Linked DNA regions of Homo sapiens: region 2 is linked to region 1. A link is a loop called in an ENCODE intact Hi-C map of the cell type or tissue named here. Cell type or tissue: sigmoid colon. All regions are shown on one strand.

The links. Peaks named below come from ENCODE experiments on the same cell type or tissue, not always from the same donor. Only the 100,000 strongest peaks of a DNase experiment are listed, where the experiment ranks them.
Region 2: it touches region 1 in a loop (2.5-fold over the local background); 7 of 110 quality-filtered maps call a loop at or near these places.

The regions. Positions count from the first base shown.
Region 1 is chr9:93,310,321-93,315,320 of GRCh38, reverse strand. All of the region lies in intron 28 of WNK2 (WNK lysine deficient protein kinase 2), which reads right to left. Among named protein-coding and RNA genes, the nearest start is that of WNK2, 130 kb to the right of the region's middle. In sigmoid colon, a CTCF peak has its summit at 2,566 (motif pointing right); no DNase peak of the experiment used is centred here; H3K27ac peaks cover 420 bases.
Region 2 is chr9:93,441,947-93,446,946 of GRCh38, reverse strand. FAM120AOS (family with sequence similarity 120 member A opposite strand) reads left to right here. Exons shown (of 3, transcript NM_198841.4): 3 at 1-3,615. Among named protein-coding and RNA genes, the nearest start is that of FAM120A, 7.2 kb to the left of the region's middle. In sigmoid colon, no CTCF peak of the experiment used is centred here; no DNase peak of the experiment used is centred here.

The DNA of each region.
Region 1 (5,000 bases):
CACAGACAGCTCAGTAGGTTGAGCTTACACAATTCTGACAGAAAAATGAAAGTTGAGCAGACTTTCCACTCAATGGGTGCCAAACCCATTGCGCCCACATCAGGCGCAGAGAAGAGCAGAGCTGTCAGTGGTAACTTTGAACAAGTGGGATGGAGATCCTGAAGCTCTCTTTGAACTATAGCGACATGAAACGTGGCTTTCCTGGTATGGTCCTGAAGACCAAGTGCAGTCAAGGCAATGGTGCTGAGGGCTGGAAGTGGTCCCATCAGAGCAAAAGTGGGCCAGTCAAGAGCACATTGTGGCAACAGCTTTTGGGATGCTTAAGGCATTCTGCTTGCTGACTTTCTGGAGGGGTAACAAGGAATGTAACATCTGCTTAGTATGAGAATGTTTAGGGAATGTTAGCCAAAGCTTCAGCAAAACCCCCCCCGGGAAAGCCTCCCCAGAGAGTCCATCTCCATCACGACAATGCTCCTGCTCGTTCCTCTCACCAAAGAAGGGTGATTTTGCAAGAGTTTCCATGGGAAATCATCAGGCATCTACCCTACAGTCCTGATTTGGCTCCCTCTGACTTCTTTTTGCTTCCTAATTTTGAAACATCTGTAAAGGGCACCCATTTTTTGTCAATTAATAATGTAAAAAAGACTCCATGGCCATGGTTAAATTCCCAGGACCATTAGGTCTTTAGGGAGGGACTAAATGGCTGGCATCATTGCTTATAAATGGCTGGCATCATTGCTTATAAATGGCTGGCATCATTGCTTATAAGTGTCTTGAACTTGATGGTGCTTGTGTTAAGAAAAAAGCGTGTATTTCTTCTTTAGTAGCTGTAACTATAGGTATGTGCCACCATGCCCAGCTGTTTTTTTTTTTTCAGACAGGGTCTTGCTCTGTCGCCAGGCTGGAGTGCAGTGGCACTATCTCGGCTCACTGCAGCCTTGACCTCCTGGGCTCAAGCGATCCTCTCACCTCAGCCTCCTTAGTAGCTGTAACTATAGGTATGCACCACCATGCCCAGCTGTTTTTTTATTTTTATTTGAGACGGACTTTTGCTCTTGTCGCCCAGGCTGGAGTGCAATGGCACAATCTCGGCTCACTGCAACCTCTGCCTCCCAGGTTCAAGCGATTCTCCTGCCTCAGCCTCCTGAGTAGCTGGGATTACAGAAGCCCACCACCATGCTGGGCTAATTTTTTTTTTTTTTTTGTACTTTTAGTAGAGACAGGGTTTCACCATGTTGGCCAGGCTAGTCTTGAACTCCTGACCTCAGGTGATCCACCCGCCTCAGCCTCCCAAAGTGCTGGGATTACAAGCGTGAGCCACTGCACCCAGCAGCCCAGCTAATTTTTATATTTTTTGTAGAGATGAGGTTTTGCCATATTGCAAAGGCTGGTCTTGAACTCCTGGACTCAATCAATCCACCTGCCTCAGCCTCCCTAAGTGCTGGGATTACAGGTGTGAGCTACCATGGCCAGCCATATATTTCTTACTTTTATCTTTTAATTCCATTTTTCTGTGAACTTTTGGAAGCCCCCTTGTATATGACAAAAGATATATGATGAACTCCCACAAATCAATAATAAAAAGTTAAACAAATCAACTTTTAAATGGTCACTATCCTTGACCAGGCACTTTTTAAAAGACGGCTGATAAGAATATGAAAATATAAGAATATGAAAATTGTTTAATTTGCTCTAAGGCAAATTAAACAATAATGAGAAACCTATTACTAGACCTCAAATTCTTTTTGCAAATACAATTTCAACTACAATGTCCTACACAGAATATTTAAAAAGTCACAAGAAAAGACAAGGCAATATAAAGAAAAACTAGGACAAAGAGCAAACAAAAACTAAAAAATATTATGTGAAGGAGATACAAGATAGAGAATTTTGGTAAAGAGTCAGAAACTTTTTTTTTTTTTTAAAGATACAGGAGATACGGTTAAAAAAAAATTCAACTGAAAAACACAATAACCCAAATTAAAAACTGAATGGATAGGTTTAACAGCAGTTTAGACACAAAGAAAAATTTAGTGACCTAAAATCTAAAGCAAATAAAACAGGAAGGTATGACTCATTCAAAGGAAAATATTTAACTGACAAAAACATGCCCAAGGAAGCCTAGACATTGGACTTAGTAAACAAAGGCTTTAAACCGACTGTCTTAAATGTGCTCGAAGAACTGAAGGAAGCCATGGACACAGAACTACAGGAAGTCAGGAAAATCACAGAGGAACACAATGAGGATATCAACAGATAGGAATTATGAAGGTGATCAAATGGAACTAGAAGAGCTGAAAATAATAACTGACACTTACAAATTCACTAGAGGGGTTCACCGGCAGATCTGAGCAGGCAGAATAAAGAATCAGCAAGCTGGAGACACTTACAATGGAAATGATCCTGTGAGGAGCAGAGGAAAAAAGTGGCAGAGTGGACAGAGCCAGAGGGTGGTCCACCATGAAGTGGATGAGTAAAACATTACGGGAGTCACAGGAGAGGAGAGCCCAGAGATGAAGGCTAACTCTTATGCTGCAGTGACTCTCCACAAGGGGGCCAAGACCATTCAAAGGGGAAAGCAGTTTTCAACAACGTCTGCTGGGAAAACTGGATATGCACATACCAGAAAAAGAAGGTGGAGCCCTGCCTTGCCTCACAAAAATCAACTCTATCCCAGCACTTTGGGAGGCCGAGGCGGGCGGATCATGAGGTCAAGGGATCGAGACCATCCTGGCCAACATGGTGAAATCTCGTCTCTACTAAAAATAAAATAAAATAATTAGCTGGGCATGGTGGTGCAAGCCTGTAGTCCCAGCTACTTGGGAGGCTGAGGCAGGAGAATTGCTTGAACCCGGGAGGCAGAGGTTGCGGTGAGCTGAGATCATGCCACTGCACTCCAGCCTGGCGACAGAGTGAGACACAATCTCAGGAAAAAAGAAAAAAAATCAACTCTAAATGGACCAAAGTTCTAAATGTGAAAGCGAAAACCAGAAAACTCTTAGTAGGAAACTTAAGGAAAAGGTTTCACAACACTGGATTTGGCAGTGATTTCTTGGGTATTTCACTAAAGGCACAGGCAACAAATGAAAAACAAGACAAATTTTAAAACTTTCGTGCATCCAAAGGCACTATCAACAGATCATATATCTGATAAGGGATTAATATCTGGATTATGCAGAAAATTCCTAAAACTCAACAATGAAAAAAACGAGCTGATTCAAACATTGGCAGAAGACTTCAATAAATACTTCTTCAAGGAAGACATAGAAACAGCCAATAAGCACATGAAAAGCCGCTCAATATCACTACTCAATTAGGAAAATGTAAAGCAAAACCACAGGATACCACTTCACACCTGAGAGGATGGCTACCATCAAAAACCAGAAAGGATGGCTGAACGCGGTGGCGCACGGTGGCTCACGCCTGTAATCCCAGCACTTTGGGAGGCCGAGGCGGGTGGATCACTTGAGGTCAGGAGTTCGAGATCAGCCTGACCAACATGGTGAAACCCCGTCTCTACTAAAAATACAAAAATTAGCTGGCCGTGGTGGCAGACGCCTGTAATCCCAGCTACTCGGGAGGCAGGAGAATTGCTTGAACCTAGAGGGTAGAGGTTACAGTGAGCCAAGATCGTGTCATTGCACTCCAGCCTGGGCAAAAGAGCAAAACTCCGTCTCAAAACACACACACACACACACACACACACAAACAAAAAAACCCAGAAAGGAAATCTTCTGTTGGCACAGATGTGGAAAAACTGGAACCTTTGTGCACTGTTAGTGGAAATGTCAAATGGTATAGCTGTTACTGAAAATAGTTCCTCGAAAAACTATCATACAATTACCATATGATCTAGCAATTCCACTTCTGGGTTTATACCCAAAAGGATAAAAGCAGGGTCTTGAAGGGATGCTTGTACACCTATGTTCACAGCAGATTAATAACAGCTAAAAGATGGAAGCCACCCAAGCGTCCACTGACAGAACTGACAGACAATCCCGTAACAGGATTCCCCTGAGAATGGATGTGGTACCAGATAAAATGAACTATCACTCAGCCTTCAAAGGAAAGGAAATTCGGACATGCTACAACATGGATGTCATCAAGGGTGCCCTTGGAGGACATTTTGCTAAGTAGAATAAGCCAGTGGAAAAAGACAGATACCGTGTGATTCCACTCTATGAGGTACATAGAGGAGTCAAAGTCAGAGAGACCAGAAGCAGAATGGAAGTTCCCAGGGGCTGGGGGAGGGACAATAGGGAGTTATTGTTTAATGGGTACAGAGTTTCACACAATAAAAAGAGATGGAGATGAACAGTGGTGGTGGCTGCACAGTATTCTGAATTTATTTATTTTTGAGACAGGATCTTTCTCTGTCACCCAGGCTGGAGTACAGTGGTACAATCATAGTTCACTGCAGCCTCCAACTCCTGGGCTCCAGCGATCCTCCCACCTCAGCCTCCCGGGTGGCTGGGACCACAGGCATGTGCAACCACGCCTGGCTGATTTTAAAAAGTTCTGATACATACTACAACATGGATGCACCTTGAAAACATTGTATCAAATGAAATAAACCATTCACCAAAGGGCACATACTGTATGATTCCATTTCTATGAGGTACTTAGAGTAGTCAAAGTCATAGAGACAGAAAGAAGGATAGAGGCTACCAGGGCCTGGGAAACCAGAGGTGCCAGAGAGGGGGCTGAGGAACTAGTGTTTAATAGGGATAGAGTTTCCCTGGGGAAGATGAAAAGGTTCAGTGGATGGATGGTGATGGTTAAACAATGCTCTGAATGTACTTCATGCCACTGAACTGTACGCTTGAAAATGTGTAAAATTGTAAATTTTGTGTTTTATATATATATATATATTTTTTTGCCATGACAAAAATAAAAGTTTAAAAAAACCCTTAACACTTAAAAGAATCCAGAACATCTGAACAACAGTTAGCACTGCTAATCCTGAATGCTGATATAGCTGGAGCCCAGGCAGCAGAGAT
Region 2 (5,000 bases), 130 kb before region 1:
ATGGGTGAAAGCAACCAGCACTGCCCTGGCGCTTCATAGGTTCTTAGAGTTTTTATCTTTTACTTTCAGTCTAACACAGCACTGCCTGCTTTTTGTTTTTGTTGCTTGGTTTGTTTTTTTCTTACCGTGTTCACCAAACTTGTGTCCAAATAGCTTTGGGCTGATGCAAAAATATCTATGTGGAAGAGAAGAGTTGTTCTCATGGAGGGCCTTCAGATGAGTGCTATAGACTCTCTAGGCAACTCCAAGAGGCTTCTCAAGCAGGGTGGGCAGTGAGAGCTGCTATGGAATCAATGGACAAACTGACAGGGACTGCTTTGAAAGACAGTACTCAGTTGAGTATATATATTCTCTCTTAAGGGCTAAAAGTTTATAATCATCCCTTAAACACTCTGTGATGGGATCTTCAGGATCATCTTTTGAAGTAAACTATATTTTACAATGTGATATAAATCAAGTGAGTTTTTTTTTTAATTAGGAATTCCCGTAAGTATAAAGCCATTTTAAGATGTACATTTTAGAGACTAGCTATTGTTAAGTGGTCTGTTACATTTGTGTAAACCATAAAGATCTTTCCAGAGGAAGCAAGTCTCTCATACCAGAATATGAAAACACTAGCCCCAGGCTTGAGTAACCTAGATCACATGAAGCTGACTTCCTCTGAGGAGTCTAGGACCTCAGATATAGGTGGGAGCACACAATCACCCTTCTGGAAACAGCTAAGACTTGTGGCTCAGGCGTTTGACCTTGCTGACAAAGGAAGAGGTCAGGGTTGACGAGAGCTCCAGGAAGAATGAAAGTGCCTCTGGAAGGCAGGAAGAAAGTTACTGTAATACTTTATCCTTAGGGTGGAACAAGAGTCTGGGAAAGCTCTGCCCTATAAAGTCCCCTTCCCCATTCCTCCCAGGTCCCAGGTGTGGTGGTATAAGGAGAGTTGGCCCAATCTGGGAGCTGAGGGATCTGAGACATCCATCTACTGCATCAGTGCACTCAGAAGTGAGGATTTTGGCACAGTTATTCATGAGACATCAGCCCATCATATAAAACATGCCTCCAGTTTGGTTAAACTAGGAAGCACTATATAATATTTTAAAATCAGTTACATGTCACTGATAAAAGACTTAGTATTACCATGATGTTATTTTTCTTGAGGCAACATGATGAAACCCATTGTCTACAAAAAATCCAAAAATTAGCCAGGTGAGGTGTGCACCTGTAGTCCCATCTTCTCAGGAGGCTGAGGTGGGAAGACTACTTGAGCCAAGGTGGTGGAGGTTGGAGTGAGCCCAGATTACACCACTTGCACTCCAGCCTGGGCAACAGAGTGAGGCCTTGTCTCAAAAAAAAAAAAAAAAAAAAAAAACAACGATTTTTATGAAAGTTGGAGAACCAGGATTAAGACTGGGTGGGAACTAAGAATGACAGGTACTTTTAACAATACAGCTGGGATGCTGTTGATGACATGAATGAACCCCACTCTTACTGTAGTCATTTGCTCAAGATTCAAAGTCATGAAAAAGAGTAGAATGGACCAAACTTAGGTACTAAGAGTCCCCAGCCTGGCAGTGAAAACAGTATAGTTCCTTTGACTTTAATATGGGGAAACAGGTTCCTGGATTGACGATCTCACCAAAACTATACACAATTTTTTTTTATTTTTTCTCAGACCTTTCAGGGATGAATATATACAATTTCTGAGAAAGAAACCTGAGTACCTTTAGGAAGGGAAAAGGAATGCTGAATATCCCCAAATAACATGTCTTACATGTTTGGTAAGACTTACTGTACCCTGTCCTAGAAGATAGAAGATGCCCTGCCCTTAGAAGACAAAGAGACTGTAGAGCTATGCCTTCTAAATCTTAAGCCACTCTTCAGATAATGGATCCCTTCATGGTCAGCCCAAACATCTCAAGAACTTTTAATTTGTACCGTTTGTCTTTTTTTCCATTTATTTAATACCACAAATTCACTTTATTATTATGAAGCCAATATCTACATCTTCTCACAAAGATTCTCTTAAGAAATGCAGAACTGGCCGGGTGCAGTGGCTCATTCCTGTAATCCCAGCACTTTGGGAGGCCGAGGCGGGTGGATCACCTGAGGTCGGGAGTTCAAGACCAGCCTGACAAACATGGAGAAACCCTGTCTCTACTAAAAATACAAAATCAGCTAGGCGTGGTGGCACATGCCTGTAATCCCAGCTACTAGGGAGGCTGAGGCAGAAGAATCCCTTGAACCTGGGAGGCGGAGGTTGCGGTGAGCCGAGATCGCACCATTGCACTCCAGCCTGGGCAACAAGAGCGAAACTCCGTCTCAGGAAAAAAAAAAAAAAGCAGAACTCCTTACTGGCCTCAAAACATACTGTGACATTTCCGTAACCTACAGGTCTAGAAATCCTGTGCCAAATATGGTTAACTTGTTTGCTGAGAAGGATGTGGAAGAACTGGAACCCTCATACACAGCTGATGGGAAAACAGTCTGGAACTTTCTTAAAACATTCTGGTAAATGGGGGCCCGGCAAGCTAGAAAGTGTGGCTATAATCCCTTGCTTTTTTCCTTTTTTAAACTTTTTCTCTCTCAGTCCTGACCTAAAGATGACCCTAGTCAGGCTGGACACGGTGGCTCACGCCTGTCATCCCAGCACTTTGGGAGGCCAAGACGGGTGGATCACCTGAAGTCAGGAGTTCAAGACCAGCCTGACCAACATGGAGAAACCCTGTCTCTACTAAAAACACAAAATTAGCTGGGCGTGGTGGTGCATGCCTATAATTCCAGCTACTCGGGAGGCTGAGGCAGGAGAATCGCTTGAACCTGGGAGGTGGAGGTTGCAGTGAGCCGAGATCGCGCCATTGCACTCCAGCCTGGACAGCAAGAGCAAAACTCCGTCTCAAAAAACAAAAACAAAAACAAACAAAAAAATTCCCCTGAGAGAAAACCTGTCTTTCCAGCCAGAGGAGCAGGAAAAAATGACCCTATGGTCTGAAGAATGTGGAAATAATCCATCTTTTTTTCTCTCTCTGCTTTCTGCCTGAGGGGCGTTCCTTTTGGCAAAATGAGCAGGCAGTGTAGGCAGGTAATCATCAGAGAGAAAGCCCATCTTTCTAAGCCAGAGGATGAGGAAAAGGGGCCCCCTGGGTGCCAGGGAGTCTGGGGGGAAATCCTGAAGAGCAAAGACCTGAAAAGAGGATTCTCTAATTCTGTACATGAGCTGAATTCCGTGCTCAGCCCAGAGCTGCACATACAAGAGACAGAGCCCAGGCAACACAGCCACACTCTGAACTGACACTCGGACCACCACCACCAAACAGAAGGCAACGCAGGACCTGCAGACTAAGGCTAACGAGGCTGATTGCCTGACAAAACAGAAAAAAAAGAAACATTCTTCAGGGAATTTTAGCAGAACACAGAGTCTCCCAACATAAAACAGACAGTCCTCACTGCACAGCAGTTCAGAACTGTAAAAATGACCTTCCAACCTGAAACTGCCATGTGCTGTTCATAATCATTAATGGGTAAAATTGTGATTTTTTTCCTGTCTTTTGAAAATTGTCAAAACATTGATAATCTTGTACTGTTAGAAATGTATAAGGAAACAATAAAGTAAATATTTTTGTACACTGTAATTTAAAACATTAGCAACACAGGGAATTAAAGTGCTTGATGTCTTCCTAAAAAAACCATCAACAGACATTTAAACAGTGCTTGCCTTCTTCAAAAGTCATGTACCTTATGATATAGAGGGAGCACCTTTTCTGTGTTCAAAAACTTGTCATGCCCCTTCTAAGTTTGGATCAGCTTCCAATATTTTATCCTTTTTGCTTTCAATGTCATGAAATATCTCCAAGTCCCTTTAACGTGAAGGTTTTTGCTGACGTTCCTTCCTCTGGAACATCTTCATCCTTTTCATCACAACCGCTTTCTTCATTTATTTGAGGAATTCACCTTCTCGGCAGCAGTGCCAGCATCCCCATAGTCTGTTTCTTCAGTGACCCCATTTATGTTTGATTTGCATTCACGTTCAGTGTTTTCAGTTTGAGTTTCTTTGCTGCATTTCTATCTTTATTTGTCAGTTTTCTCTTTTGAATATCCATTTGTGTAAAAATGCCATGTGGGTTTATCACTGGAAGACAAGGAGGCCACACAATTCACACTTTGCTGTCTGTGCGTGAAATGAACACAGATGCACAGTGACCAATCACCCGTAGGTTTTGGAAAGAAGAGGCATGATTGGTCACTGATCATGATGTACCTGTGTTATTATGTAGTGATTTGTGGACTGGGGAGCTAGCAGAAAGTTTGAACTTCATGCAATTACAGTTAATATATTCTGGTAACTCAAATTTGAACCATGTTGTCAGGGGACTGGTGTTCACCATAATAACTAAAATTTCAGAATCATGAAATGTCACTTCTGATATAGTCTATTCATTAAAAGTCAGTCCTAATTCTGGCTCACACTCAAGGGGAGGGGAATTAGGCCCCAGCTTCTGAAGAGAGGATCTCCAATTAATTTGTGGACATATTTTAGGATTCTTCAGGAAGTCCATATTCCTGAAGAATATTGGCACTGGGTATAGAATTTTGGATGGATGATTCTTTCCTATGAGTGCTTTAAAGGTATTGTTCCACTGCATCCTGGCCTACATGATTTTTTATTATATGTCTGAGATAACCCGTATTTCAAATTGTTCTTCCCTATACCGAATGTGTTGGGTTTTTTTCTGGCTACTTTCAGGATTCTTTCAATCTTTGGTTTTCAGCAGTTCGATTATGATATGCTGAGCATCTTCTTTGGATTTTGCTGAGTTTCTTGAATGTGTATTTATATTGTTTGTCAAATTTAAGAAGTTTTCAGCAGTTATTTCTAAAAACTTTTTTTGTGTCTGCACCAATTTCTCTTTTCCCTCTGAGACTCTAGTGTCAAAAAATACGTGATTTTCTGGTGTTGTCTCCCAGGATCCTGAAGTTCTATTCATTCTGTTTAATCCATTTTCTCAGTG